2 separate regions of the Homo sapiens genome follow, and region 2 is linked to region 1. The links are chromatin loops, found by intact Hi-C in ENCODE. Cell type or tissue: HepG2. All regions are shown on one strand. Links, peaks and the distances in the headings refer to the core of each region. The heading gives the core; the rest is flanking DNA. Region 1 overlaps MERTK (MER proto-oncogene, tyrosine kinase). Region 2 overlaps MERTK (MER proto-oncogene, tyrosine kinase).

Evidence for each region. Peaks named below come from ENCODE experiments on the same cell type or tissue, not always from the same donor. Only the 100,000 strongest peaks of a DNase experiment are listed, where the experiment ranks them.
Region 2: it touches region 1 in a loop (10-fold over the local background); 3 of 110 quality-filtered maps call a loop at or near these places.

The regions. Positions count from the first base shown.
Region 1 is chr2:111,911,599-111,928,102 of GRCh38, reverse strand. All of the region lies in intron 1 of MERTK (MER proto-oncogene, tyrosine kinase), which reads right to left. Among named protein-coding and RNA genes, the nearest start is that of MERTK, 21 kb to the right of the region's middle. In HepG2, for the core only: a CTCF peak has its summit at 8,531; DNase peaks (open chromatin) are centred at 7,662 and 8,532; H3K4me3 peaks cover 784 bases.
Region 2 is chr2:111,983,666-111,999,569 of GRCh38, reverse strand. It overlaps MERTK (MER proto-oncogene, tyrosine kinase), which reads right to left. Exons shown (of 19, transcript NM_006343.3): 9 at 5,166-5,319; 10 at 2,094-2,247. Among named protein-coding and RNA genes, the nearest start is that of TMEM87B, 64 kb to the left of the region's middle. RefSeq lists a silencer at 12,844-13,138. In HepG2, for the core only: no CTCF peak of the experiment used is centred there; a DNase peak (open chromatin) is centred at 4,129.

The DNA.
Region 1 (16,504 bases), core at 4,467-12,466:
CTGGAATAAACCTGGAAATGTTTTTATTTCATCTGGTCCACAAGTATTTTAGATGGTTTCTGAGCAAGGGAAGGCTCATAATAGCTGTACTTTTAGCTTTCTGAGTGGCATTTTTGGACACAGATTCTACACTGGTTGTTATCTATTCAAATACGTTGGGAGGGAGTGAGTGAGACAGGTGGGTGAGAGAGATATAGGCCTAGCAGTCTACATTATGGGTTGGTGACTGGGGGTACACAGTGGGGGCTCCATCCTTGCTCAAGGGCTGGCCTCCTGCCATGCTCAGGACATCATGCCCTCCTGGGCTCCTGAGTGTGTGTGTGCAGGGAGTAGGGTGTTCTTTGCTCAGAGTTGTGCCCGATTTAGCAAATAACACAGGATGCCCAGTTAAGCTTGAATTTCAGATGAACAACAAATAATTGTTTTTTAAACAAACAGGGCCTTCTTGCTCTGTCACCCAGGCTGGAGAGCAGTGGTACAGTAACTCACTGCAACTTCAATCTCCTAGGCTCAAGCGATCCTCCTACCTCAGCCTCCCGAGTAGGTTGTACTATAGGCTCGTGCTACCATGTCCAGCTAGTTTAAAATTTTTTCTTGTAGGGAGGGAGTCTGGCTATGTATGTGCCCAGGCTGGAATTTTTTAAATTTAAGTATTCAGTTAAGTATTTAATTGGCTAATGGGAGATATAAGTAGGAAATCGTGGGGCAGAAGGGAGGGGATCTGGGAATTTTTCCTCTAGGTTCCTCTCTGCCAAGCCACTCTGGACAGCACATATGCCTCAACTGAAGGGCATACCCCTGTCTGGGAGCCCTTGCCATGCAGCTCCCTCTCCCATTCCAGCAACTGCTCCCTCCCAGGCCCCTTTGATGTTGGGGGCCAACTCTCATGGCTGTTGCCTTTGGGAACTGCCTCCTTAGTGAGTCAGGATCAATGCCAGATAGAAGAGAAGAGATTTTCCTACAAGGATACAGGAAGACTTTTCCTTATCCTGAGGTCTTGGTGAGTGTGGGAGTGTAGGGCCTTCTGTGTGCTTTAGGGGAGGGCTATGTGGGTCAGCTGTGGGCTGGCCTGGAGCCCAGCTGTCCAGACAGATGAATGTGCCATCATGGGAGTGTTCACTTATGCTAGGGAGTGAAGATCAGGATGACAACAGACAGGGACCATTGCCTCTCCAGTCACTCACAGCCCACATGCCAGGCAAACCTTCACAAGGGTGGACCTATGCTCTTGGTAGGAGGAGGGGGCTCCCCTTCCTCTGATGTGTGGATGCTTTCTGCAGCAATGCATGTTCTGGCTGTTTGTCTCATACCTGCAGAGCTCCCTCAAGGGTGCTCTACTTACTCATGTAGGCTTTGTTTTTGTTTGCTTTCTGAGATGGAGTCTCGCTCTGTCACCAGGCTGGAGTGGAGTGCAGTGGCGCAATCTCAGTTCTCTGCAACCTCTGCCTCCCAGGTTCAAGTGATTTTCCTGCCTCAGCCTCCTGAGTAGCTGGGACTACAGGTGCGCGCCACCATGCCCGGCTAATCTGTGTATTTTTAGTAGAGACGGGGTTTCACCATGTTAGCCAGGATGGTCTTCATCTCTTGACCTTGTGATCCACCTGCCTCGGCCTCCCAAAGTGCTGGGATTACAGGCGTGAGCCACCACACTTGGCCCTTTATTCATGTACTTTGAAGCCTTGACAATTCACCTTTGCCACTTGGGTGGGCACACTCATCTGTGGTTCTTCCTATTCACTGAGCTACAGAGGACTCAGGAGTTAGGGGTTTAATCCAAATCACTTTTTTCCCCCATTTAAATATAGGTCCCTTTCTTAGAAGGCAAAAATGGGAAGTGGGAGAAGCAAATTATACCTTCATTGGTTTAATTTATTTAAGAATATTTTAAATTTTTAATTAGGAACTTAACAAATTTGTTGTGAAAAAATTCAAATATTTATTGAAGCATATACAATATAAAATGAAAGTCTGGGGCTGGGCGCAGTGGCTCACGCCTGTAATCCCAGCACTTTGGGAGGCCAAGGCAGGCGGATCACGAGGTCAGGAGATCGAGACCATCCTGGCTAACACGGTGAAACCCCATCTCTACTAAAAATACAAAAAATTAGCCGGGCATGGTGGCAGACACGGGTAGTCCCAGCTACTCAGGAGGCTGAGGCAGGAGAATGGCAGAACCCGGGAGGCGGAGCTTGCAGTGAGCCGAGATCGCGCCACTGTACTCTAGCCTGGGGGACAGAGCGAGACTCTGTCTCAGAAAAAAAAAAAAATTAAAAAAAATAATAATAAAGTCTGTTTTGTAAGCCCAACCCTGCAAGATAATAACCTCTGATTACAATTTGGGGTATAATCTTCAGTTTTCCATGAGCCAAGCTGTTCACCAAACAAAGTGTTAACTTGGTTAGGGGCAAGGCCACCCACTAAAGTGACATCACTGAAGTCCGGGAGCCACGAAACCTACCCTGAAATCACTCAACACTCTAGATGGTTTAAAAGATATCTGGGCCAGGCGCGGTGGCTCACGCCTGTAATCCCAGCACTTTGGGAGGCTGAGGTGGGTGGATCACCTGAGGTCAGGAGTTCGAGACAAGCCTGGCCAACATGGTGAAACCCCGTCTCTACTAAAAATACGAAAATTTAGCCAAGCGTAGTGGTGGGTGCCTGTAATCCCAGCTACTCAGGAGGCTGAGACAGGAGAATCGCTTGAACCCGGGAGGCAGAGGTTGCAGTAAGCCAAGATCTCACCATTGCACTCCAGCCTGGGCAACAAGAGCGAAAATCCATCTCAAAAAAAAAAAAAAAAAAAAAAAAAATATATATATATATATATCTGATCTGTACAATTTGATTTACCAGAAGTTGATAGAATGATTTGATTGCCAACAGATATTTATATAGCACCTCCTGGGTTCAAGATTTGCTACGACAGTCAAATGGGATAAAGAAAGAGACTTATTTCAGGAACAGAGCCACAGTGGGTCCCAGGAGCTAAAGGGGAGATGGACATGGCTAACTGGGGGTGGGGAGGGGAGGCTGCCCATAGCATCAGGGAGGCCTTCTCTGACTAACCTCCTATAGTTAGCACCCCCAGGTTAGGTGCTAGGACCCTTTTGTAATACATCTTACGATTACTCATCCAGTTCTTTCTCCACTGCCGGACTGAAAGCTCCATGATACCTACCACCTACACTACAGCCAGTATGTAGGAGGTGCTCAAAATAGGTTTGTTGAATGAGTGAGTAAAGGATGGATCTGAGGGATGGAGAAGGTGCCTGGGGCTGCCAGGGTCAAAGGTGGTGGGAAACTGAAGAGACAGGAAGTAGCCCAACCAGTTTGGGAACAGCAATTTAGCTGAAGAGTAGAGCTACTCTGCTAGAACAAAAATGGGAGATAAACCAAAATTAAGGTGAATGTGGAGAGCCCTGAATCCCAGTCGAGGCAGGAGAAGTTCCTGGAAGGCTTCTGAGCAAGGGAGAGCAAGGCTCAGAGCTAGGCTTGATGAGGGGGATTCTGGCACCAGCAACTGGCTGAGTAGGAGGAAGAAGAGCAGGAAGTGGGAACCTTCCAGGAAGGCAGTGAAGACCTGACTACAGGGGCAGTCAGTGAAGAGTAGGAAGGATACAGGAGACCAAGAAGAGGGGGCTGACAGCAACAGCATCCTCACTACCACCAGTGTTCCACAAAGGAAAGTCAGTCTGACACCAGATATTGAGGAAAGATGCGATCCTGGCATAAAGGAGAGTTCTCAGGAGTGGACAGCTGGTGGCTCGAGGCTGCTCAGGCTCAGTTTGCTCACAGGGAAAGTGGGGATGGCAACCATGGTGCCTCATAGGGTTGCCAACGGGAATAAAGGAGTTATTACTGTCTGGATCACAGTAAGCACTCAATGTTAGCTATTATTTTAATTATTTTCTCATTTTATTATGAGTTAGTAAAAATCTTCCATGGTCTAACCCTTGAGAACTGTTGGGACTGAGGCTGGACCCCCACGTGGCTGGTGAGATTGGTGAGGCTCGTACTGCACAATTTTAGTGGGGTGGTATTGCCATTCACATCGTTGTTGGCTGTATAAATTGTTCTCTAGAGCTGTGCAATGCATAACCTCACCAGCCCTGTGTGGGGGCACTGGGTGATTATACAAAATGTGAAGAAAAAAAAGCCAAAACAAAAACCATTCCAAGGTTTTGGACCCAAGGGTTTGGGCAATGATGAATTAGAAATTATATTTTAAGTTGCTAAATTTTTCATTGTTTCTATTACTTTGGTTGTATAACGTATCTTTTCCCCCTGTTTTTCCCCCACAGAAGTGGAATACTCTCAAAATTATTTTTGGGTAGTGATTGCAGATGAATTCAGACTGAAAGGCTTACCCACATCAAAGACTTAATGCAAATGTGGTCCTTTCTACACAGCACATGGAAAAGTGGGGTGCCTCTGGTTGTAATTTGGGTGGAATTCACAAGAAATCTCCACCTTATCCCTCCCACCTTCTTCCAGGATTGCTTCCTCATGTGGACTGGATAAACAGCTGGAGTGGAATTTTAACTTCACATAAACGAGTGCTGCTAAGCTGCCTTGGATCACTAGCCTCCCACTCAGGTCCCAGAGTAGCCGCCCAGCTGCTCCAGCAGCTGCATTTACCAACTCCAGGGGCCACTCCATCCAGTCCTGGACTTGTGTGGTGCAGCACCCCTGCACTGTGCCCATGTGTTTCCAATCACCATGCAGCCCTTGACCAGAGCCCTAGCGTCCGCTTCTTAAAGTCAGGGCTTTTGTCTCCATCATCTTTCTTCAGCACCCAGTACAGGACAGGCCCAAGGGACCTGATTAGTGAATGTTTATTCACATACTGCCCATTTTTCTGTGTGAGTTTGCCCTGTTTTTCTGAACATACTTGTCTGTAACTTCCTTGAAGGCTGGAGGTGGCATCATCTGAACCCATCATGATGATTGGCATGGAGTCACATGCAGCAAACATTTACAGAATAAACGGGTGTGACGTGCAGAGGTCCTGAAGGGTGAGCAGGGAAGAGAGGTGGTCCAGGCAAGGACACTGCTGTGGCTGGAGACAGAACTTGGAGAGGCTGTCAGCATGCCTATGACACACAATTACAGTGGCTCAGACATTTAGGGACTTTGTGAATAGTCTCTTAGACTCAAAATTCGTTCATTAGGGCAAGCCAGTAAAGAATGTTATTTTCCATGTGATCAACTAGTGCATCCTACCCTCAAATCCATGAATCCTTGCTGAGCACTTGTCAAATGCAGTGTGCAAAGGCAGAAGGGCTGGTGGGCAGTGCTGCTCAGAGGTTAGCTAGCAGCTTTGCAGTCAGAGGGCTGAGGCCCACCCAGTCCCTCACCACCTCAAGGTATGGCCTCAGGAAAGCTCTATAACTTCTTTGAACTCTTGTGAGGACAAGAGGATCTCAGCAGTAGGAGCTGATAGGCATCGAGTCCACCAGCACACTCCAAAAATATTGGCTGACATGGCTGTTACTGGCTTGCATCTGAACCCTGGCCTGCTGGCCACCTAAAGTAGGAATTTCTAAAGCCAGGTCTGGGCCCTGCGGGGATAAGGGCTGAGTTTAATTAGTGATGTCTGCCTTGGACAATGCATGGGGAAGGGCAATACTAGAGTAATATAATTGCCAGCCATGAGTGAGAGGAAAAAATATACATCGGGCTTGGGATGCGAAGGGCTCTTAGCTCTAAGGCATCTCTCAATCTCTCCAGGGATGGTCTCCACCAGCCTTTCCTAACATGAGCTCCTTTGATTTTCTTGAAGCTTGGTGATCACAGCCCAAGGTGATCACCGAGGTGACTAAAGAAAGCAGCAGCAACTGAAATTGCAGGTCCCATGATAGTGGGTGGGGATGTGGCAGCAAGCAGCCTCCCTGGCCCTGGAGTCCCTCCATGCTGTGGGAAGAGGGTTGAGCAGGGCAGGTGGCAGCCCTGTGGGACTGAGGGTGCTGGCTGGTGAACCCTGTTCAGTTCCACCCCACCCCAGCTACCCCAGGATGCTGTGTGCCATCAGCCTGCTTTATGATCCCAGGCACCTGGGAAGAGAGAGGAATAGCTCCTCTACCAGAGTTACAGTAATGGCAGGAGTGAGTGCCAGCCTGTGGGACCCATTACTCCTGCTCTTTCTATTCCTTCCCCAACAATAAAATGGGCAGAAGCATCAGCTGAGCTCTCTAAAGTTCAGCCTCAAACTCAAGAGGCCCAGGCTAGGCGTGGTGGCTCCCAGCACTTTGGGAGGCCGAAGCGGGAGGATTGCTTGAGCCCAGGAGTTCAAGATCAGCCTGGGCAACAGAGTGAGACAAGTCTCTACCAAAAATAGAAATAAAAGAAAAACGAGGCCCAGAGGAGGCTGCAAAAGAGTGAGGGCTTATCTTTCAGTTCCTAGAGGTTCTTTGCTTCCCAACTCAAGCACACATGAACATATGGCACATAAATGCATGGCCAAGAGGATGCACCTTATTCCAGAGGTATGCTGTTTCCTCACCAGTCTTGCTGTCTGCTGAAGGTATTTGCTATCAAACAGCCCTACAGCCCTTCTGCAGGTGGGTTTGTGATTTAGAGAAAGGCTTTTTTTTTTTTTTTGAGATCGCGTCTTAGTCTGTCACAGCCCAGGCTGGAGTGCAGTGGTGTGATCTCAGCTCACTGCAAACCTCGCCTCCAGGGTTCAAGCAATTCTCCTGCCTCAGCCTCCTGAGTAGCAGGGACTACAGGCAGGTACCACCATGCCCAGCTAATTTTTGTATTTTTAGTAAAGACCGAGTTTCACCATGTTGGTCAGGCTGGTGTCGAACTCCTAACCTCAGGTGATCTGCCCGCCTTCACCTCCCAAAGTTCAGAGAAAGGCTTTTGCATCTGGAATCCTGTAAATGCTGGTATCCCTGTTTCCCTACCCTCTCTAGGAGAAAACGCAGAACCTAGACCAGTGCCCCCACCCCACATTCTGTGTGCACACACCAGGCTGATATTTGAATCATGTCCTGAGCAGCTGCCCTGTCACCCAGGTTAAGGACTCCCACCCCACTCCCTTTACCCCCACAGCTAGCTGAGGCCAAACATAGCACAAAAGGAAATTTTCTACTTAGTACTATTTATGCAATACCCAAAGGATTCCTGATTGATAAAGTGTAGTGGCCAGTCGCAGTGGCTCACGCCTGTAATCCCAGCACTTTGGGAGGCCGAGGCGGGCAGATCACCTGAGGTCAGGAGTTCAAGACCAGCCTGGCCAACATGGCAAAACCCTGTCTCTACTAAAAAATACAAAAAGTAGCCAGGCCTGGTGGCAGGCGCCTGTAATCCCAGCTACTCGGGAGGGTGAGGCAGGGAGAATTGCTTGAACCCGGGAGGCAGAAGTTGCAGTGAGCTGAGATCACGCCACTGCACTCCAGCGTAGGCAACACAGTGAGACTCTGTTTCGGAAAATAAATAAATAAATAAATAAAATAAAGAGTAGCAACACTTCATTAGAAGAAAAACAAACAAACAGAGTAGCAACACTTCATTAGAAGAAAAAGAAAAAAAAAAAACAACCTTCAATCAGAACTCACTTGACCTGATGGATCAGTCCTAAATTGCAAATGGTAATTATTAACTTCACTGGAGTGACCCTTGGGCCACTTGGAGAATGTTAAAGGAGGAAGAGGCGATCACGCCACCCATTTGCCCTAAGTGTAGCAAAGCCCTGCAAGAGAAAGCGGGTGGCTGGCTCTGAGTCAGTGCTGGAGAGAACAGGCCTGGCGCTTGCAGGAAGGAAAGGAAGTAAATGGCTGGGCAGTGTGTGCCCCAAGAGGTCACAGCCCAGCCACAGGAGGAGAAAAGCCCAAGTGCCAGTGAAAGCCCAGAAATGCCTGCACGGTGGAAGGAACGTGAAGTTGCCTGTAAAACACGGTGTTGGCATTGGGTTGCCAGATAAAAAACAGTACAGCCCTTTACACCTGAATTTCAGATAAGCAACCAATATGGGAACACCCCGGATTTACTTAGAGGAACAAATATAACTTAGTATCATTTAGTCAAAACCAGCTGGAGCCACAGCACTAGGGATTTCATTGTTGCCCTTCCCACAGGCTGCTTCTTGGGGCTTAGAGCAGCATGGAGAGTGGGTCTGGAGGGGCAAACAGGGACCTGGCACACCAGGAAAGCTATCCAACCTCTCTGAACCAAGGCTTGCAGCATGAAGGGGCTGAGACATCTGAGCAAAAGCACAAGGGGCTTGCTTATCAGTGGGGTGACCTTCCTACTGCCCCTGGCCCAATACATTCCTTTTGGCTCAAAAAAAAAAAAAAAAAGAAAAGAAAAAGAAAAAACATCAAAAAACAAAATGAGCAGAGGTACCTCTCTGCTTGGCCTTGAACACACATGTTAGCAGGGCAAGCCCCAAGGGCCCCAAAGGGCTTTAGGTACCCTCTCATCATCCCTTTCAGCCTGTCCCCCACTTTTTCACTGGGGCATTTGCCTTTTTCTTGGTGGTGCTTTGCAAAAGAAGCTTCCCAAACAGACTGCAATGTCCATGTCCCTACCATGGGGGGCACCAATGCAACCAGAAAAGAGCCTTCCAGAATCTGACCTCGACTTTTCACTATCTTCTTCCAACTCTCCCACTATGCTGTCAAACCCAGCGGAACATCAGAATCTTCCAGGAAATGTTTTTAAGCTTCTGATGCCCATGTCCCACCCAGGGCTTGAATTTATTGGCTCAGGGTGCAGCTTGGGCACTGGGATTTAAAAAAAAATCTCCTCTTATGATTCTAATGTGCAGCCAGGGTCAGACCCCTACTTTAGGGAATAGATTCAGTGGCACAGATCACTCTAAGGTGGGCCAGGGGGCTGCGGAAGGCCAGGGATGGGGGGCACTGAATGGCCTGGATGGAGCTCGCAAATCCTCATGCAGAGGGCCCAGGTTTGACTGCACGTGCTTTAGGAGATGAGGAGGCTGCAGGAGAGGTGGGGTGAGAACAAGAACCCTAAAGTCAGAGGGACAAGGCATAGCCCCAGCTCAGCCACGTAGAGGCCAGGTGACCTTGTGTAAGTCACCTGTCCATTCAAAACTCACTCTCCTCTTTCTGTAAAATGAGACAGTTTCCCTCCAGCCTTTGGGGCTCTGGGGTTGATTCTCCCCAAGACTCAGCTGTGGCTTTCACAAGACCCAGAAGAGATGCTGAGTCCCCAAGTTTAATTTCTCCATCATGCCACTCCCAAAACATACCCTCCAGCTCACCAGTACCTGAATTCTCTACTTCAGTACCTGTTTTCTCTCCAAGATAAGAGTGGAATATTGCACGTGAAACAATGCACAGTGTCTGGCATCCACAGACATGCAATAAATGGCAGCTATTATTTTCCTAACATGAAACATCTGATCTGTCTTGTTTCAAAGGTGCAACTAGTCATGCCTGGACTATCAATGCCAAACATATGGAACTGATTATGCTGACTCAGACCATTCAACTCTTGCAATGAAATATGAATACTGTATACAATATCATGTTTACTTAACCAAAGGTTTCCCTCTGCTTTCTCCACTGGCAGCATGCCAATTGTCACAGAAAGGCTCTGAGGCAATACTGTCTGGCCAGGGTCTCAAAGGGGCTTTCCCCTCTGGGGGTCTGGGGTTGATACTGCCGGAGGCCCAACTGTGGCTTTCATAAGACCCAGATGAGATGCTCAGTTCATGTTAACTTTTCCATCATGCCACTCCCAAAACATATACTCCAGCCTACCAGTACGTAAATTACTATTACTAAAAAGCCGATCCTTAAGGAAAAAACAATTTTCTTTTAAAATGTGACTATCTCCGGAAGACCAGACCTGTTAGCAAGAAGTTTGTTAAAGTCCTCCCTAAGTAACAGAGAACAAAGAATCCCCTCCAAAAACAGACTAGATGTACTTTTCCCTATTCTTCCCACTAAGTACACCCCAGAACACTAGATATTAAATAAGCATTTTCAAAACTCTGACTTAGAGTAGTCAAAAATCACATAGAACAGAATATAGATAGGATGGTGGTTGCCAGTGGCTAAGGGGAGAGGGAATGGGGAATTAGTGTTTAATGGTTACAGAGTTTCAGTTTTACAGGATGAAAATGAATGGTGGCCACGACTGCACAACATTATGAATATATTTAATTCCACTGAGCTCTACACTTACAAATGGTTAAGATGGTAAATTATATGTTATGTGTCTTTTGGCATTTTTTTTTTTTTTTAAGACAGAGTCTCACTCTGTCACCAGGCTGGAGTGTAGTCGCACGATCTCGACTCACTGCAACCTCCACCTCCCAGGTTTAAGCGATTCTCCTGCCTCAGCCTCCGGAGTAGCTGGGACTACAGGCGCACGCTACCACGCCCAGCTAATTTTTGTATTTTTAGTAGAGACGGGGTTTCACCATGTTGGCCAGGATGGTCTCCATCTCTTGACCTTGTGATCCGCCCACCTCGGCCTCCCAAAGTGCTGGGATTACAGGCGTCGGCCACTGCGCCTGGCCTCGTCTTTTAGCATAATTTTAAAAAACAAGACAAAACTCTGAAAGGTAGAGAGAAGCAGGCAGACTGGCTAGGAACCTCAGGACTCAAGAACAAATCGGTTTCCTTTTGCCCCATATGTCCTAGACTAGGAGCTAAAGACAAGGAAAGGGGCAGCCCAGCCAGACAGAAAACTTTTAGACAATAAACTGCTCTACTCCAGGCAAGCAACCCAAAACACATCACGGCCCCGTCCCCATCCACACCAGCAAAAGTCAAGTGAGAAATCTAGACTTCCACCCTCACCAAGCTATAGAGAAGTACTACAAGTGGCCCTCCAGGGTGGCGTCAGAAAGGGCCTAGAGGAAGTAGAGAACTAAGATGTCTAGCCCCACTGACTGGTGTGAGGACCATGTGGGAGCCAGGCCTTCCATCCCCACCCAGCATTAATGAAGCAATGAAGCATCTCTCCTCCTCCCTACTGGGGCAGTATCTGGGGCCTGCAGAAAGTCAGGGCTTTCACTGCCAACCAGAAAGGAGGCCATCCTTCCCCCTACTCTAGTGTTTGGGGAGGCCAGGTGGGGAAGAATTGGAACAGAAATGAGGCACTTCTACCCCTCTGAGCCAGAGAGGTATCAGTGGAAGCCTGGTGGGGAGCCGGAACTGCCACCTGACCTCTGACCAGCAGTAATGAAGATATCCCCACACTCAGATGTCAATGGAGGCTGAGTGAGGAACCTAGAATTCTACCCCTACCTGGCAGCAACGAGGCAGCATGCCCTCTTCCCCAGCCAGAGCAAGTCAGAGGAAAACAGGTAAAACAGAAGACTAAACTAAGATCCAGGGTCTCAAAATGTCTGTGTGCCAAAAAAATAAATAAATAAATAAAACTGATCTCAAGCAGAATGAAATGCCAACATCAAAATGACAAATCTTCTGAAAAATCTTTTAAAGAAGCAATCATAAAAATATTTAAATGAACAATTATGAACATGCTTGAAACATGAAAAAACAGAAAGCCACAGCAAAGAAATACAAAGTCTCAGTAAAGAAATAGAAGATCTTTTTAAAAATCAAAAGGAAATTTTAGAACTAAAAAAATACAATAACCAAAAATTTAAAAACTCAATGGATAAGTTCAACAGTAAAATGAAAGGGGAACAAAAGAAAGAATCGGTATACTAAAAACAAAACAATAGAATTCAATTTGACCATGAGAAGAGACTGAAAAAAATGAATAGAGTCTCTGGGACTACTATTAAAGATCTAAAATCCGTATCACTGAAGTCCTGAAAGGAGAGGAGAAAGAAAGCAAGGCTAAAAGGGAACTTGAAGGGCCAGGCGCGGTGGCTCTCGCCTGTAATCCCAGCACTTTGGGAAGCCAAGGTGGGCGGAATTGCTTGAACCCGGGAGGCGGAGCTTGCAGTGAGCCAAGATGGTGCCATCAGAGTGCCACTGCACTTCAGCCTGGGTGACAGAATGAGACCCTGTTTCAAAAAAATAAAGAAAAGAAAAAAATATAATCTATATTTATAGAACACTCTTCCCAACAATAGAATACACATTCTTTCGAAGATCAATGATATAAAGCAAACCTCAACAAATTAAAAATAACTGAAATCATATAGTCTATGTTCTCTAATTACAATGGAAATAACCAGATATTAATAACAGAAACACAATAGAAATTCTCAACACTTGCAAACTAAACTTATTTATTTATTTATTTTGGAGATGGAGTTTTTGCTCTTGTTGCCCAGGCTAGAGTGCAATAGTGCAATCTCAGCTTACTACAACCTCTGTCTCCCGGGTTCAAGTGATTCTCCTGCCTCAGCTCCCCAAATAGCTGGGATTACAGGCACGTGCCACCAAGCCTGGCTAATTTTTTGTATTTAGTAGAGATGAGGTTTCACCATGTTGGTCAGACTGGTCTCGAACTCCTGACCTCAGGTGATCCACCCGCTTCAGCCTCCCAAAGTGCTGGGATTACCACGCCCAGCCGCAAACTAAACTTCTAAATAGTCCATGGGTCAAAGAAGTGTCAAGAAAAAAATTTTAAAAAATACGTTGAACTAAATGAAAATAAAAACGCAACATGTCAAAATTTGTGGGATACAGCTAAAGCAGTGCTGGGGAAAATTTATAGTATTAAAATAGAGGAAAAGTCTCAAATCCATCATTTAAGTTTAGAACACAGGGAAAGAGCAAAATAAACCCAAAACAAGCAGAAAGAAGAAAATAATAGATAAAAAAAGAAAATGAAAAAAAAAGCAATACAGAATCAATGAAACAAACAACAAATTCTTTGAAAAGACCAATAAAATTAACAAACCTCTAACAAGACCAACAAAGAAAAAAATGAGAAGACAAATTGTTAATATCAGGAATAAAACAGGGGAAATCACCATAGACTCTGCAGACATCAAAAGGATAAGTGAATAGTACAAATAACCACACATGAATTTGGTAGCATAGAGGAAGTGAATTAAATCTTCAAAAAACATAAACTATCACAATGTACCCCACATGAAATAGATAATTTGAATCAGGCTATAACTATTAAGGAAATTGAATTCATAATTTTTTAAACTACCGAAAAACAAATCTCCAGGCCCAGATGGTTTCATTGGAGAATTATGCCAAATGCTTAAAGAAGAATTAACACCAATTCCACATAATCTCCTTCAGAAATTAGAAGAGAGGGTGGAACTTCCTAATATATTTTATGAAGCTAGTATTGCTCTGATACCAAAACCAGACAAAAATACAGAAAAAACAGATCAACATTCTTCATGAATATAAACACAAAAAAATTATTAACAAAATATCAACAAATAGAACTCACCAATATATAAAAATAATTATATACCACAATCAAGTGGAATTTATGCCATGGATAGAAAGCTAGTTCAGTATTTGAAAATCAGACAATGTCATCCAGCATACTAACAGACTAAAAAAATAAAAATCACATGATCATATTGTTCATTTAACAAAATTCAATATTCGCTCATGGGGGAAAAAAAACCCTCTAAGAAAATTAGGAAGAAGCCAGACATGGTGGCTCATGCCTGTAATCCCAGCACTTTGGGAGGCCAAGGCAGGTAGATCACCTGAAGTCAGGAGTTCAAGACCAGCATGGCCAACATGGTGAAACCCTGTCTCTACTAAAAATACAAAAATTAGGCCGGGCGCAGTGGCTCACACCTGCAGTCCCAGCTACTTGGGAGGCTGAGGCAGGAGAATGGCATGAACCCGGGAGGCAGAGCTTGCAGTGAGCCGTGATTGCACCATTGCACTCCAGCCTGGGCCACAGAGCAAGACTCTGTCTCAAACAAACAAACAAAAATACAAAAATTAGCCGGGCGTGGTGGTGCACACCTGTAGTCCTGGCTACTTGGGGGCTGAGACAGGAGAATCACTTGAACCTGGGAGGCAGAGGTTGCAGTGAGCCAAGATCGTGCCACTGCACTCCAGCCTGGGTGACAGAGGAGACTCCATCTCAAAAAAAAAAAAAAAAAAAAAAGAAAGAAAGAAAGAAAGAAAGAAAAGAGGGGCACATCCTCAACTTAATAAAGATCTGAAAAAAAAAATGGATGGGAACAAGGCAAGGATATCTGCTTTCCCCATTCTTATTCAACACCGTGCTGAAAGTTGTAACCAATGCAATAAAGCAAGTAAAAGAAGTAAAACACATCAGAAAGAAAAGATCAGAAAAGAAGAAAATAAAAGGATTGCTACTTGCAGATATGATTATCTTCATAGAAAATTCCAAGGAAGGCTAGGCACAGTGGCTCATGCCTGTAATCCTAGCACTTTGGCAGGCTGAGGTGGGTGGATCACCTGAAGTCAGGAGTTCAACACCAGCCTGGCCAAAATGGTGAAACCCCACCTCTATCAAAAATACAAAAAAATTAGCCAGGCATGGTGGTGGCATGCGCCTGTAATCCCAGCTACTCCAGAGGCTGAGGCACAAGAATCGCTTGAGCCCTGGAGGCGGAGGTTGCAGTGAGCTGAGATTGCACCACTGTACTCCAACCTGGGTGACAGAGTGAGACTCCATCTCAAAAAAAGAAAAAGAAAAAAAAGAAAATTCCAAGGAATCTATAAAAAAGTCTCCTTGGAACAAATAAGTTATTTTATCAAGGTTGCAAGATACAAATTATTGTATTTCTACATATGAAGCAATAAACACATAGACATTGAAATTAAAAATACAATACCATTTACAATCACTCCAAATGGTGAAATACTTAGGTATAAATCTAACAAAGCACATACAGAACTCTTCTGCTAAAAACAACAAAACACTGATGAAAGAAATACAAGAAGATATAACTAAATGGAGAGATATACTGTGTTCATAAATTGGAAATCTCAACCTAGAAAAAATATCAATTCTCCCCAAATTGATATACAGATTGTAGTATAATTTCAAAGTATATATTTGGCCTTTGTCCTTGATTCCTGGCATAGAGGTCCTTTAAGCAATGTTACAAATCTATGTTCAATATCTTCTACTGGGTAAAAAGCAAAGGACCCAGTACCTGTATCAACCCACACAGAAACTTTTTCACCTTTCGCCAGGCCTTTTACCTAGACAGTCTTCTCTAATCCTGTGAAGGGTGTATCACTGGAATTGTCCCCAGTTCATAGATGAGGATCCTGAGGTTCCCAGATGCTAAACGACTTGCCCAGCTCTCCATGGCTAGGAAGGAATGAAGAGGGCTTCTCACAGCCACCAACTACCCTAACCTTGCAGTCCACATACAAGCCCCAGCTACTGAGCCCTGGGTTGCAGGTGGTTCTGAGGGTTGAACTGAGGGAAGGCTCCAGTGTGTGACAGCCAAGGGTGAGGATGGGGCACTGAATGATAAGCATGAGTGGCGAAAGAGCCAGTTGCATCACTCACTTCACAATCTAGTTGCAACCTGCCCTGAGGAGTATTCTCAGATCTGTTTAGAGTACTCTTGGGAAGAAATATCTTAGTCCAGATCTCCCATGGCAATAACCTGCCTATAAGATGTGCAGGACTGGCAACATATAATGGGGCTGAAATTGCATATAACCTACAACTCAGTGTTTCCACTCCTAGACTCACACATGTCCATAGGGAGACATGTAAGAAGGTTAAGGGCTCTTAACTTGGATAGGGGTTTTGATACCTATATTTATTAAAACTCATCAGACTCCACACTTAAAATCTGCACATTTAATTATGGCAAAGGAAACCTCACAATAGAAAAGAATAATGTTCATGGCAACGTTGTTTGTAATAGAAAAATTCAGGAAAACCTAAATGCCCATTAAGAGGCAACTGGGGCCGGGTGTGGTGGCTCATGCCCGTAATTCCAGCACTTTGGGAGACCGAGGTGGGCAAATCATGAGGTCAGGAATTCAAGACCGGCCTGGCCAGCATGGTGAAACCCCATCTCTACTAAAAATACAAAAAAAAAAATTAGCTGGGCATGGTGGTGGGCACCTGTAATCCTAGCTACTTGGTAGGCTGAGGCAGGAGAATCACTTGAACCTGGAAGGTGGAGGTTGCAGTGAGCCGAGATCGCACCACTGCACTCCAGCCGGGGTGACAGCGTGAGACTCCGTCATAAATAAATAAATAAATAAATAAAGCGATTGGAAGCCAGGCACAGTGGCTCATGTCTGTAATCCCCACACTTTGGCAGGCCGAGGCAGGAGGATCACTTGACCCCAGGAGTTAGAGACCAGCCTCGACAATGTGGCAAAACCTCATCTCTACAAAAAAGTTAAGAAACAGCTGGCTGTGTTGGCATGCACCTGTAGTCCTAGCTACTCAACAGGCTGAGGTGGGAGGATCACTTGAGCCCAGGAGTTTAGGCTCCAGTGAGCTATGATGGCACCACTGCATTTCAGCCTGGGCAACAGCCAACTCAAAAAAAAAAAAAAAAAAAAAAAAAAAGGCTGGGCGCTATGGCTCATGCCTGTAATCCCAGCACTTGGGAGGCTGAGACGGGCAGATCACACTGGAGGTCAGGAGTTCAAGACCAGCC
Region 2 (15,904 bases), core at 635-8,634, 75 kb before region 1:
CAGCACTTTGGGAAGCTGAGGCAGGAGGATCACTTGAGCCCAGGAGTTCAAGACCAGCGAGGGAAACAAAGTGAGATGCCTCATCTCTATAAAAAGTAAGAAAATTAGCCAGACATGGTGGTATGTGACTGTGGTCCCAGCTAATCGGGAGGCTGAGATGGGAGGATCACTTGGGTTCTGGAGGACAAGGCTGCAGTGAGCCATGAATGCACCACTGCACTCCAGCCTGGACGACAGAGCAAGATCCTGTCTCAAAAAAATAAATTAATTTTAAAAATAAAAAATGAAGTCTATTTTAATAATCCATTTAGTCACTGTTTTAGACTAATTGGTGGGAAAGTATTATGAATTTGAAAGTCTAGATTACAGATTTAATCTCAAGTTACCTTAGGTACATAGATTATTTTAAAGAGATAACACAATTTTGAAAAAAATACTGATGTACACAAAGCAAAGCACTTGGAAAGACGTATGCCAAAATAGCAACCAACACCATCTATGGGCCTGAAATGGGCCTCACTTTCTCCTTTTGACTATTCGATATAATCTGATTTTTAAAAAAATATAATGTTACTTTTATAAGTAAAAATAAAAGTATTTTCATTTAAAAATGAGCTGGAAAGTGGTTTTACAAAAGGAACAAATGAATAGATCTTGTAGTAAGGATCCATGGGAACTGACTTCGACATAGATAACAATAACCTGTTACAAGTCTTTCATTTGTTTTAAGCTTCTGCTGAGTTTAATGGTTCCTGGAAATAGTTTTATTTCTAAATATTTGAAATAGTATTGTAATCTTGTTAATATATTTGCTGTACTCAGCAGCCCCACTTTTTGGTAATGTGGCATGTGCTGCTCCTTCTGGCTGTAATGCTCTTCTTCTCTCTCATCTAATGAATACCTGCTCTTTCTTCAGATCTTAGCTCTGGTGTCAGCCACTTCTGCACAAAGGCCTTCCCTGACTTTCTTAATGCAGCCAAATTTTTCTGACACATTCTTACCCCTTTATATAGAATGTATTACAGTTGCCATTTTTAATCTATTTTGTGACTGCTTGACTACTGCCTGACTCCCCATGAACTGTGAACCCCATGAGGGCAGGATTTTGTTCACCACTGTATTCCAGGCTACCGCAGTGCCCAGTGCCTAGCAGGCCTTTAATACATATTAATGAGCTACTCTTGCAGCTTCTGCAGAGGTTCTCTGTACTTGTTTTATGATGAACCCACATGTCACACCAAGATCCTGGGATGTATTTTAGTCAATTATATGTTCAAGATTTAGATCAGATTTTGTCCACTTCTTTAAAATAGTCATTCTTAGAATTCACATACTAAGGTATAACAATTGTAAGAATAGGCTTATAAAGACTAAAGTAACTGACCCCTAAGACTGGGATGAACACAAATAAAGCGTAGCCTGGCTGCCAATCTTAAGCCCTTCCCACGCCTATGGCAAGTCTTGGAGCGAGTGGGATGTTCTAGTAGCATTCTGAAGGTGGAGCAATGAAAGAGGGAGGCTCAGCCCCCTCCAAAGTATAGCCATACACCCCTCACTCATTCTGTCCCACTCCAACCTGCCAACAACCCTCCTGGGTTCAAGCAATTCCTGTGCCTCAGCCTCTAAAGTAGCTGGGATTACAGGCGTGTGCCATCATGCCCAGCTAATTTTTGTATTTTCTGTAGAGATGACATTTTGCCATGGTGGCCAGGCTGGTCTCAAACTCCTGACCTCAAGTGATCCGCCTGCCTTGGCCTCCCAAAGTGCTGGGATTACAGGTGTGAGCCACCGCACTCGGCCTATTTTTAAGGCTTCTAATAAAAGTCCTCACTTAACAGCAATCCAGTTTGAGTAGCAAAGGCCTACTGATACTCTTCTCTGTAAAGGAACCCTTTTCAGGCCTGGCTTTTGCTGGCAGCTGCTTCTGTAGACCATGGCGTAAGTCAGGAAGCTGCCTGAGCCCAGGGTATGCATAAGGCAGGGCAGCCATCTGGGAGCAATGTAAGCAGCTGGCCCAACAGGAAAGGCATAATCACTTGGTATAACAACCTTGTCAATACCAGTGGGCAAACATTTTTAGCTGGGAGACTTACCCAAACTTTGTCTCCTGGACTCTTTTTCTGATGGCCAAGGAGATGTATAAAATCAACCCAATCAAAATAAATCCACAAAAGCAGCCAAAGATGATGAGCACAGGATCTGCGTTGCCAGGCGCCGGAGTTGAAGAGGGGGCATAATCTACCCAACCTGGTGAGATACCAATAGACCAGTCATGGGTTTGAAATATATGAGAAACACTGGCTTGTAACAGGGAAGAACAAATAGTCAAAGCTTTCAGAACTCAGTTAAATCTTTTATAATCTACAAATATAGGCAGGTCTCACTTTGTGTAAGCTGAGACCATGCGAAGAGATCTTAATAACTGATGGGAAACTAGCTTGATTTACTCATTCCATAACATATACATAGATCAAAATGTCACACTGTACTCCACAGGTATATACAATTTTTCAATTATTAATTAAAAATAGTAATTTTAAAATCAATGAGAAAACTCATGTCATTATACACGTACAAGAAAATAACAAAATTACAACTAATATTTACTTCTACTGTAGTTTAAAATGTTAGAAACATGAAAAATTAAAGTGTCATTTCTTTGTAAAAAAACGATCGAGAGTAGGTTAAATAGTTTGCCTTCTAGTCATGTAACTTATGATACAGAGAAAATATAGTTTCTCTGTTTTGAAGAATTGTCACATTCCTTTCTAAGTTTGGATCGACTGCTAATGTTTTAGCTTTTGTTCTTTCAATGTTGTAAAATATCTCCCAGTATTCCTTCAATGCTGTTTTTTGACAGTGTCGCTTTCTCTGGGACATTTTCAACCTTTTTGTCACAACCTCTTGATGTATGTGCATAAGTTCACCTTCACTAAGGACCGCTGGTTCACATCAGCAGGGGCAGTTATCAACTTCCCACAGTCTTGCATTCAATTCAAATTTTACGTTGAACACTATCACTTTGCATTTCTTTACTGCACTTTTACCTTTGTTCACCAACTCCCTCTTTCAATTACCCATTTTTGTAAAATGTCATGTGGGTTTGTCCCTGGGAGACAAGGAGGCAACACAGCCACATGTCTCCGCAAGGTGGGCACAAAAAGAATGACAAGGGCGCAGTGACCGATCACAACAGCCTTTGAAAGAAATGATGCCGTTGGTCATGATAGGATGTGCATCTGTTATTTCTACGATGGTTGGTGGCCTGAAGAGCCAGCAGCCCGAGTTTATGCTTTATGCCATTATGGTTAATATAGAATGGTAACTAAAATTGGAACTATATTTTTGGGGAATGGGTGTTATTTAACTGTGGTAATTGAAATTTGTGCATACTGGAGCCCTGCAAGGTAAGGACTGCCTGCATAGCAAACATGGCTTCCCCACGTTGGCCAGGTTGGTCTGGGACTCCTGACCTCAAGTGATCCAACTGCCTCGGCCTCCGAAAGTGCCGGGATTATAGGCATGAGCCACTGCGCCCAGCCTAAACTCCAATTTTTTTAAGCTGTCCCTTTAGAATCAGAATCTCATTGTCTTTGTTCTTGTTTTGTTTTGTTTTGTTTTGGAGATGGGGGTCTCACTCTGTCACCCAGCCAGGAGTACAATGGTGTGATCTTGGCTCACTGCAACCTCCACCTCCTGGGCTCAAGCTATCCTCCCAAGTAGCTGGGACCACAGGCGCATGCCACCACACCCTGCTAATTTTTGTTGTTGTCGTTATTTTAGATAGAGATGGGGTTTCACCATGTTGGCTAGGCTGGTCTTGAACTCCTGAGTTCAAGTGATCTGCCTGCCTTGGCCTCCCAAAGTGTTGGAATTACAGGCGTGAGTCACTGCGTCCAGCCAGAATCTCAGGGTCATTGAATTTCTACCAGGTAGACACATCTTGCCTCCCCATCACCAGTTACTAATGTTTCCCAGAAACTGTGCCTATGTGCTGCAAGAACGTAATATGGTTCCATTTCAGCACCAAAAGGGAGAGCAAGTTTCAGTGTCACTGGGAACAGACAGGTGGGAACTCAATCATTTGCTCACAAGTTCTGTCTGCTATTGGGTACAAAGGTCATGTTTGGCAAAAACTTAATGTATAAGCACACTGATCTAGATGCCTATGCATGGACTTTATGACAGCCGTTTAACATTAAACAACCTAGGGCAGGTGAGAGTCAAACAAAGGTGGCTCCATTGGGTTATGGAGTGAGCACAGCACTTGGTTCACTTGGGGTACCACAGTGGCACCGTGCCAAAGGACATTCCAGCAACATGCAAAAGCCAACACGCATGGCTGGGCATTTAGCTCCGTGGGCCCAGGGCAGTCTGAGGATGGCTTCCATAGGAAATATTTCATGTTCCGTGCAGACCAAAGCACAAAGCATGTTACCCAAGGCTTGAATGGGTAAAAACATGGCAAAGCAGTACTATTTCAAACACAGCAAAACAAGCAACAGCAAATAAACTGTCCCAATTGTAGACAGCTAAGGGTTAGCTATATTGCCTGTCTAAAATTCAGTCATGTACAGTATACATCATTGCAACTAAGTTCAATAAGTAAAGCCAAAGTTGGCATCTGAAAAGACTAATCTTCCAAGTAAGTTATTACCATTAATAGTAACTATAGGAGGGACCTATGGGTATCAGCAGTTCTGTAAAGCATGTTATCATATCATATCTTTATCATTGGAAAAATTATTTTTGATTCTTATTTTTCCCTTCTTTTTTTTTTTTTTCTTTTTTTGAGACAGGGTCTCACTCTGTTACCTAGCTAGAGTACAGTGGTGTGATCATAACTCACTGCAATCTCTGCCTCCTGGGTTCAAGCACTTCTCCCACCTCAGCCTCCCAAGTAGCTGGGACAACAGGCATGATCCACCATGCCCAGCAAATTTTAAAAATACATATATTTTTTGTAGAGACAGGGTCTCACTATGTTGCCCATTGCCCAGGTTGTTCTCAAACTCCTCCTGCTTTTGCCTCCTGAAGTGTTGAGATAAGCCCAGCCTTATTTTTCATTCTTTAATCAGCCATCCATCCCCCAGGTTACTTTCTGGCAATCTGTGCACTGCCTGGACCATCACATCCTATCAGCCCTTACTGGGTATAGCTCTCACCGTGTGCAGGGATAAATATTTTCACTGGATCACTGAAGGGCCCAACTCCCCCTCTGGTGACGGCTGCAATCCTCACTGTGCACGTAGCATTGTGGACTTGAACAGAGATCCGAGCTCGGCTGCCATTCTGGCCAACTTCCTCCAAGAGCTCTTTCTGGAGACAGAGAGGAAGAGAGGAAATGAAAACACTGAGGTCTGGGCAAACTGCAGGTGCATCTACAGTTCCTTCTGAGGGAAGCCATCCCGCCCACGTCCGAGGCCAGAAGCCACACTTCCACAGCATTCCTTTGTCACTCAGGCCATGGCCAATGGAACCAAAAGTCAGGTAGGGACAGGATGTAACATCAAGTTTTGGGGGGCATTGGCAAGCTAGGGCCATGAGGGCATGGCACTTAGAGTGGTCCTAAAGAAGCTTCTGGAAGAGAGGGAGCACGTAGCAGATGCACCCGGACGGCAGAGCAAGCCTGACTCCTCAAGCCCTCGATCCTCAGAACCACCCACAGCACAATACGCCAGTCACACTATCCCTTGACATTGTCCACCTGCCACCTGCCCTTGAACCAGCACGAGTGGGCTCCTGTTCCTTGAAATTATTAGAATTTTGACTAAAATCTACCTGGAAGAGGGCACTGACACTTTTTTTTTTCTTTCAGTGTGACAAATGTACAACTTGCTCAATTTTCAAAACTCTGGTTTTACTTTTATTTGTATGTTATTTTAAAGTCACTGTCATTCAAATAAAGGGGAAAAAATAACCAGAACTAAGGGTTTATACAACACCTTCCTCCCCTTTTCCAAACCTCTGTAATCATAATGTTCTCTGGCGTAGGAAACTAATTTTGTGTTTGGGCTGGCTTTTCAAATGGAAATTATAGGGGTTGTGAAAGCTGAAATGAAGTTCTAGGAACATGTCTTTATCTCTGAATTTTGGAAATTTGATTGCAGAGACAGAAAGAGATCTCAGGTCATGCAGGTCACAGATGTCACAGGTCACAGATGTCACAGGTCATCAATGAACAGCAAAGGCAGTGCTATTGGTAACTTTATTTCCTGGTCACTCACTCTCAAGCCAGTCACTTTCCTAGCAATGGTGAAGGATAGAACCATCTCAACCCTTAAGGAGAGAGCAGTCCATCATTCATGACCAAGGGGGCACCTGGGTTGGCCATCCAGAGACTGTTTCTAAATTTAAACAGGCAGTGGACATCATGGCCCAGAAATGCCCCCTGCAGAAAAAAACAAGCAGTTTTCTCTGCTCCCACACCACAATAGTCAACACAGAAGGCTTCTGTGACCTCTGGTCACCAAGAAGTGTATGAGAATTTTTCCCTACCAAAAACCAATCAGTCAATTCCACAGCAGACACCAGCTGGGCATTCTCCAACCCAGTTCAATTCCAACACTATCATCTGGAGATAGTGTCAGATCCCACAGGGTGTGGGCTCAGCCCCCAAGAGTCCCCCAAGTTTCAGGCACAAATCACAAGCCCCAGGTTGTTTGACCTGTACTTCTGACTGGCTGGCTATATAAATCAGGGACCCCATGACCCCCTCCTTGAGTTTGTTTAATTTGCTAGAGTGGCTCACAGAACTTAGGAAAAGACATTCACTGGTTTATTATTTTTTTCTTTTTTCTTTCTTTTTTTTTTTTTTTTGAGACGGAGTCTTGCTCTGTCACCCAGGCTGGAGTGCAGTAGCGCTATCTCAGCTCACTGCAACCTCCACCTCCCAGGTTCAAGCAATTCTCCTTCCTCAGCCTCCTGAGTAGCTGGGACTACAGGTGCACACCACCACACCAAGCTAATTTTTGTATTTTCAGTAGAGACGGGGTTTCACCATGTTGGCCATGATGGTCTCGATCTCTTGACCTGGCGATCCACCTGCCTCAGCCTCCCAAAGTGCTGGGATTACAGGCGTGACCCACCATGCCTGGTCACTGGTTTATTATTAAGGATATTGCAGAAGATACAGATGAAGAGCTATACAGGGCAAGGCACATGGGAAGGGGTGCAGAGCTTTCATGCCCGCCCTGGGTGCACCACCCTCTGGAAACCTCCACGTATTCCACTACCTGGAAGCTCTCTGAACCCCATCCTCATGGGCCTTTCATGGAGGCTCCATTGGATAGGCGTGATTGACAACCATGTAGAACTGTGATTGGACAAAAAAGGCATGATCTAGTACTATTAGACTGAGCGAGGAAACCCAACAAGACCTATCTGTTCAGATTCTTCTTGGCCTCTCTGTGCGTGGCTCCTTCCTCCAGGGAATGGAAACAGGACTCCTTCCGAAATGTGAGTCTTATGACTTCTAATCAGATCAGGTAGGTCAAAGAATTTCTTTATGGATGAGGGCAGGGGAAAATTAGAGCCCTGCCTTGGGGAGACAGAGGAGTACATGAAAGGAGGGCAGGAGAAGATCAGCAAGAGAGATTCTGTTTTCTGAGGCCTAAAGTGCCCAAACATTATAGCGAAAGACCGTCTTTCACCGTTAAAGCTCTGAAGCTACTTCAGAAACCAAGGACAAAAGGCCAATACTTCAACAAAAGATATGCTTGTTGTTTTAGTCCCTTAGGAAACAACAAGGGCTATGGGAGTAATAAGCCAGGACCCCGGGATGGAAAGCTCCCCTCCACACACATTATATATATATTGTGTGTGTACACACACAACCAGACACACAGTATATCGTAATATCACACCCCCAGACAAGGGATGAAAGGGAAAATATGACCGTTAAGAATGTTGGTTTTTCTACCCCACTGGACTCCGAGTCTATGAGATTTGCCATAGACTTTTTTTTGTTAATTAAGTGAACAAATTAATAATTAACCTTTTTTTTTAATATTCTGGTGATACCTTTTTCAGAAATACAGCATTGGGCTGGGCGAGGTGGCTCACACCTGTAATCCCAGCACTTTGGGAGGCTGAGGTGGGCAGATAACCTGAGGTCAGGAGTTCGAGGCCAGCCAGGCCAACATGGCAAAACTCCATCTCTACTAAAAGTACAAAAATTAGCAGGGTGTAGTGGCATGCACCTGTAATCCCAGCTACTCGGGTGGCTGAGACAGGAGAAAAGCGTTAACCCAGGACACGGAGGATGCAGTGAGCCAAGATCACGCCACCACACTCCAGCCTGAGACTCCGTTTCAAAACAAGCAACAAAAAAACATAAATAGAGCATTGTATTTACTGCAAACTAGTTTTGATTATGAGTTAGTTGGTCATTCTGTGTTTAATTTGGGAGCGAGGCAGAAAATCATCAGGTAGAGTAACTCCATGGACCAAACCCCCACGGTCATGGAGCCGTTTGGTGACTCAGGCCATTGCTGAGACATAACTAACACATCTGCTTCACGGTAGACAGCTCCTCCAAAGGACAAGCCTCACGGCCTGATGCGGAACACTGGCCTGCTTCTGGCTGCAGGCTCAAATATGATACCTCACTTATGAGAGAATCATCTCAAAATAAGAGGAATTACACGATTGGGAAAGAATTAAATGAATAGAAGAATAGAAACCCTAACAAAAACAAATTATTCTTTTGGAAATAAACATTCAAGTAGGCTATAATACAGTTTGAGCATCCCATATCCCAAAATCTGAAATCTGAAATGTTCCAAAATCCAAAACTTTTTGAGCACTGACATGACACAAAGGAAATGCTAAGTAAATAAGTTGAGATTTAGGATGCCCAACTGGTAAATATAATGCAAATATTCCAAAATCAGAAAGAATCCACAATCTGAAACACTTCTGGTCCCCAGACACTTTGGATAAGGGATACTTAACCTGTGTCTACTCACTTAGGGCCTATGACTCAGTAGGAAACCCCAGAAAGGTTACTTTTTGAATTTCCACTTCTTATTCTCCTAAGTGAGTTAACAAATGTGTAACAGTGCCTGGCCCAGAGCAAATGCACCCACCGTTCGATGATGGCCAGCATCATAGCCGTTGCCATCATTCTGAATATCAAAATATGACAAAGATGCTGGCCAGTGTTTATCAGTCACACATTTTGGAGATGGTCAAGGGTTATCACATTTTAGGGGTGGAATTATAATAAATGTTGCCATAGTGATTAGAAAGATATATGACATATATTTTAAAAGAGGTTTAACAATTTTCTCTAAGGATATCCTTAAATGGTAAACTTAAATATAGTTTTAAAATGATTCATGTTTTTTTAAAATGGATGTAATTTATCCATACTGTTTTGGTGCCAAGTATGTAAAGAACGGTGTGCCCCAATTCATATCCCCAAGTATTTAAGTCTGATTTTTCAAGTTGTCAGAGAAATCCACTAAAATCAGATGCACACAGGCGCTACCCCATGTGTATTATCTCTGGTGCTGTCAGGGTACAGATCACATAAGTTGGGGACATTTCTCTGACATGAGGTGGTCTGGTCATGGGGTGTATGCCACGGGCCAACTGCATATTTTTCATTGAGTGAGTTTTCATTTTTCACCAACACCAGGTTCATAGCCTCAAGGACTTAAACATCTGAAAGCATTTCCTGGTAATAAAATCAGATTTATAATATGGCACTTGATTGCAACTTTACTTACATGTAAGATAAGACACAGTGTATCTTGACAGTCAGAAAAGTAATAACACATCTTTGGAAAGTCAATTTGTTTTTTATCCTATGTGTGGCATTAGAGTTAGGCAGGGCAACTGCGGTGGTACTTGTTTTCAATGATCAAAGGACTTAAATATCCCCAACTACTTTATAAGAATTCACAACCCGTCCAGGAGTGGTGGCTTACGCCTGTAATCCCAGCACTTTGGGAGGCCGAGGCGGGTGGATCACGAGGTCAGGAGATCAAGACCATCCTGGCTAACACGGTGAAACCCTGTCTCTACTAAAAATACAGAAAATTAGCCGGGCGTGGTGGCGGGCGCCTGTAGTCCCAGTACTCGGGAGGCTGAGGCAGGAGAATGGCGTGAACCTGGAAGGCGGAACTTGCAGTGAGTGGAGACCGCACCACTGCACTCCAGCCTGGGTGACAGAGCGAGACTCTGTCTGAAAAAAAAAAAAAAGAATTCACAACCCTATAACTCGTAACTGTATTTAAGACTCTGGCCTGTTCTATAACCTCAATGAGATAAAAGTTTCTGTCTCATGACAACAACAAAGGTGACTCGTTCAAAGGGGTTTCAAATTCACAGGCATCAACACAAAACTCTCACATCTAACTCTGCAAAACACGTCCTGTTCTTCCTTCTTTCTACGGAGAGGCCACACTGTGGAATTTGAATGAGACTGTATTATGAAGAAAGCCAGGGGCGCCTGGGAACGAGTAGGGGGGTTCTGAAAAGCCCTGGTTTTGGAGTCAGTCGGAGTGAGGTTTTTAGCCCAACCTTTATGACTCTGCGGCAGTTACCCAGCATCTCTGAGCTTTAGTTTCCTCAACTGAAAATTGAGCATATTATCTTTCTCACAGTGGTTTTTGAAATGGAGTCTCGCTCTGTCCCCTAGGCTGGAGTGCAGTGGCGCCATCTTGGCTTACTGCAACCTCCGCCTCCTAGATTCAAGCGATTCTCCTGCCTCAGCTGCCCAAGTAGCTGGGACTACAGGTGCCCGCCACCAGGCTGGGCTAATTTTTGTATTTTTAGTAAAGACAGGGTTTCACCATGTTGGCTAGGCTGGTCTCGTCGAACTCCTAACCTCAGGTGATCCACCTGCCTTGGCCTCCCAAAGTGCTGAGATTATAGGCGTGAGCCACCACGCCTGGCCTCACAGTTAAGGGTTAAATGAGTTCCTTTATGTAAAACACATAGTACACGATCTGGCATGCTGCAAGTAATCAGTGGTGGCTATGATTATTCTTATATCATGTTCAAGGTGGTGCTACAGTTGGGTCTTCTTTCCCTGTAAATAAATACAAAACCTTCTTACAGAATTGAGCTTGTGGTATCTTTCAAGTCTTAGTGCATTAGAGAAAATCATCAAGGCTGTCTAGTTCCCCAAACCAAGAAGCTTATTTGACCTACTCATGGAGTTTACCTCCATGTTAAGTTTCTCCTCCAGGCAAAATGTACCCTATTTGATCAATCCCTGGGTTTCAGAAGAGGTTCAGATCCCTGGCTGGCCATGAGAACCTTGCCTATTCCTCATACTTTAAGACAACACCAGTTCAAATGCTCTGCTCTCCTTTGACAGTGAGAAAGAGGGAGAAAAGGAGACAGGAAGAGGCGGTGGGCACATGCCAACATCCAGGCACATAGCTCTGCTCATTAGGGGAGCTTGTTAGGAGGCCGAGGTCTTGGGCCAAGTACACTGCAGCTTCCCTGAGTCTCCAAAGAACTTGGTTCTCTGGGAGGCAGATGTTGCAGTGAGCCGAGATCGTGCCACTGCATTCCAGCCTGAATGACAGAGTGAGACTCTGTCTCAAAAAAAAAAAAAAAAAAGTTAGTTCTATATATCATGCTGTCTCAAGGCTATAATAATCTCTGCTATGAGACTTCCAAGATCTATACCTTTGAAAACGAAGAGTAAACTAGCATTAGAGCAATAAACCCAAAGCAACGAACTCCATAAAAACCGCACGTATAAAAATGTGTCTCTGCCTAACATTTAGACGATTCTGGGTCAAAGTTAAACAGAGTTATTTTCTGTTGAACTTCAAAGAGGCTTGAACTTGCCAGTATACATGGTGGGCCTTCAAGGTGGTATAATATGCAATATTTTGTAATTCTATTTGCTCACTGAACTCTTTTTTCACAGAAGATCCACTGACACTTTACGGGAATGAGGGTGGGTTGGGAAATACTAGTCCACACTTAATAAAAGACTGTCCCATTCATGGAGAGAAATTCTCCAGCTGGTTTAGATGGTGTAGCTGGGCCCACACATCAAATCCATAGTGCCACAAATGCCTACAAAGCAAGGTCAAGGCCCTGTGTTCAGACAGTACAAAGACGAGCAAGACCTGCCTCCAACTTCAAAGAGAACACATTGTATTTGTTCCTTATCTTTGGATTTTAAACTCTGATTTGGAAGGCAAGGAATCGCAAGAAAAATAGAACAAAAAAGGTAGGTATCATCGTTTGAGATATAATAAATATCCATTCAGTAAAGATCAAAGGATTCTTAGTCTGAAAGTGACATGACTGTTGCGGGAATGCAAAGCTACAAACCTGTCTTCTGTGTAGCTGCGATAAGCCAAGGAAAAACGACTGCCAAGAAAGTTCTGAAACTGCATGCACATGAAAAACCCCACCCTTAATTACAGTTATAATGAGAAATATCTTTCAAAAATATCCAACTGCTCTGTCCTGCATAAGGAAGTAGCTTTAGTATCAGTTATCTAAAAATGAAAATGAACGGATAATTTTGAGACAAGGTTTTGTCTAAGCTTTGCCCTTCTGAGATGAAGGAAATTGAAGGAAATCAAAGTGACAGATGCCAAGATCATCTTAAACTTCCTTTTGGGTGTGGGTTTCAGGGGACTCCCAGGGTCCACCTTTCTTCCATGTTCTTATTTGTCCCTAGTTTTGGATCATAAGCTTGAAACTTAGCTGCATCAGAGAATGTTTTCCAAAGTAAAGTGAGCCACTGTGTCTTTGTGGTCACAAGACTGTCATGATGCATAAAATATAGTGTAAAGCATAATAAATGATCTCACTGGGATGATCTGGCATCCCTAAGGAGGTAAGTGACTGGAAAGGTCACAGCCTTAACTGTGGCAGTTCTGTTCTCCCTGCAGAGGGGACCGTTCTGAACAAAGGGCAATGAGAATGCACAGCCTAGCTGAGTGCTAATGGCATTTAGTGCACAAGGCTCTCCAGCCACAGTCATTCATAAGGTTTTCATCATTGCTGCCCTTCAGAACGCCTCGGCTCAAGAGGCCCCCTTCAGAAAAGCAGCTTTCACCCAAGCCAGAAGTAGAAGGAGAAAGGATGACCTGCAGCTCTTTAAACAAACTGGCTTGTTTTTAGACAGCCTAAGTGTCTGCTGGTAATCACTATTTTCTGCCAAATAGAGAAAGATAAAATTCCTACTGAACCTTTATGCTTAGTATAGCTATACCAAGCATTCAGCATTGTGAACAAAAGCCCTTCTCTCAAAGAGGCATTTGATTCCTGCAACTCAGCCAATGGAGAAATGCAGTTAATCCAGAGGCACCTCGCACAAATGCCTTGGGGCAAAAGACAAAAGGAAAGGCTGCTTCTCTCGCAGCTGTGACTTTTAAGCAGGATTGCTACTTAAAATGAATTAATACCATGATCATTTACTATGAGGCAGAACAACACGGACTTCTAAGCCTTCTTTTTCTCTACTTCCATCACCTACTGCTTCCAACAGTCTGCTTCCTGATAGGTAAACTGAGGCAGGGAAATTAAAATAAATTTTAAGTGTCCTTTCAGAAAATGGCAGTTTTGATAAATGCTGGATGATATGTGGCTAAAAATGATTACAACAAAGCTTGAGCATCATCAGTGGATGCATCTGCTCACCCATTCACCCTGTTCATCTCTATATGCAGCATCTATATCTGATGCTCCATATAGATACCATGAAGAAGCTAAAATTTGGATCTATTATATGGTTTGGCTGTGTCCCCACCCAAACCTCATTTTGACTTGTAGTGCCATGGGAGGGTCCTGGTGGGAGGTAATTGAGTCATGGGGGCGGGGTTTTCCCGTGCTGTTCTCTTGACAGTGAGTCTCGTGAGATCCTATGGTTTTATAAAGGGGAGTTCCCCTGCACACTCTCTTGCCTGTCACCATGTAAGACGTGCCTTTGCTCCTTCTCTGCCTCCTGCCATGATTGTGAGGGCTCCCCAGCCATGTGGAACTGTGAGTCCATTAAACCTATTTTTCTTTATAATTACCTAGTCTCAGGTATGTCTTTATTAGCAGTGTGAAAACAGACTAATACAATCTGTCACTAGGGTTAGATTGATCAGGAATATGGCAACACAGAAGAAGCATGCTTTCCATGATCACAGTAAAGAAGAGACAGACTTGATAATGAAACCAGTGCATCTGCCCTTCCACGGATGTTCTGTGTCACAAAAGGAGGCAGCAATACCCCACTCTCTTCCTTTCCCAGGTGGGAAGGGAACCTGTCTAGAAGCTGCCCACCTAATCACACCCAGGCATCATCACCCAGCTGCCTTTCCTGCTGCTGTATTGGGTCCAGGGTTCACATCATAGCAGTGGTCTTTAGACTTCATAGAAATCAAAATCAAATGTCCCTCTGGGTTTGACTGGAGTCATGCCTAGCAAAGTCATTGGAAGGGCACTGGCTGGTACTTGGGGAGGAAGCCACTATTTCACACATAGATTCCCTTTGCCTTTTGTTTGCCACTGTGAAATGAAACCAGTACTTACACTAGAGAGTCTTCACTGAACTTGCCAGCTTTAGCAAAAATCTAAAGGATCTTGCCAGCTTTAGATTGATTATAAGGCAGGAATTACCTGACATATTGATGCTCCCCTACGATACCCCTACCCAGTTCCAAGCACACAGTGGTATTCCAAATAAACATTGTGGATGATTCTGATATACATTTTCAGGAAGCAAGAAAACCTCTGTAGCTGGCAGGAGCCTGCTGCTGAGTTGCCTGCTCAGTCTTGGAAGACCAGAGTGGAATGTGCTCAGCAAATATGCTCTGGTGGAAAGAAGGCAGGTTAGAAGGTTACTTATATCAGCAAACTCAATGTAATTATTCATGAAAGAAGAATCATCTAGGTCATCATCATGATCTGTAAGTCTCAAGTTGTGCTCCTGAGCTCATGCTTATCATTGGCTCCCCTGCTATCAACAAATTTCTACCTGCCTTGGCTTCACTTTCAGGGCCCTGCATTTTAGGGTCAGAACTCCTCAATCCAGCTTCATCTCACACCTCGCTCTCACAAAAGCGTTATGTTCCAGACCTTCAAGTGAGTCAGAATTTAAAGCTGCCACGTTGTGCCTTCTCTCATGTTATCTTTTCCCATCTGAGACTCCTCAAATTTCATCTGTCAAAATTACTCTAAGCTGCGATGGTTAATATTATGTGTCAACTTGACTGGGTGACAGAGGTGCCCAGCTATGTGGCTCAACATGATTTCTGGGTGTGTCTGTGAAGGTGTTTCCAGTGAGATTATTATTTGAAACAGGGGACTCATAATGCAGACTGCCCTCTTCAGTGTGGCTGGGCCTCATTCAATCCATGGAGGGCCTGACAAGAACAAAAGGTAAAGAAAGGAGGAATTCTCCCCTTTTCTTCTGCCTGAATGCTTGAGCTGAGACATCAGTACTCTCCTATCCTTGGACTGAGATCTACACCACTGCCCCTGTTTCTCAGGCCTTCAGACTCTGACTAAATTACACCACTGGCTCCTGGGTCTCCAGCTTCCAGATGGCAGATCGTGAGACTTCTCAGCCTCTGTAATTGCATGAGTCAATTTCTTATCATAAATCTCCTTCTATACATACATGTTCAATTAGCTGTTTCTCTAAAGAATCTTGACTAACACACAAGCCCAATTCAAGTACCACCTTTTCTGGGAGAGGCAGTCTGCCACAGGCTCCAAGCATCTTTGTTCATCCTTGCTGAGTGTGACAAACTGCAAGGCCTAACCATCCCCAACCCCGAGCCATGCTGGGGCTAGTCACGTGGGCAGTGAAGTAGGTCAAGGTGGCCACAGCATGACGACCGTGCAACTGCACAGAGGATCAGCTTGTTTGCTGTTCACTACACAGGGTGCTGAGCCCTTGACCCTAGTACCCTCAGGTGCACAA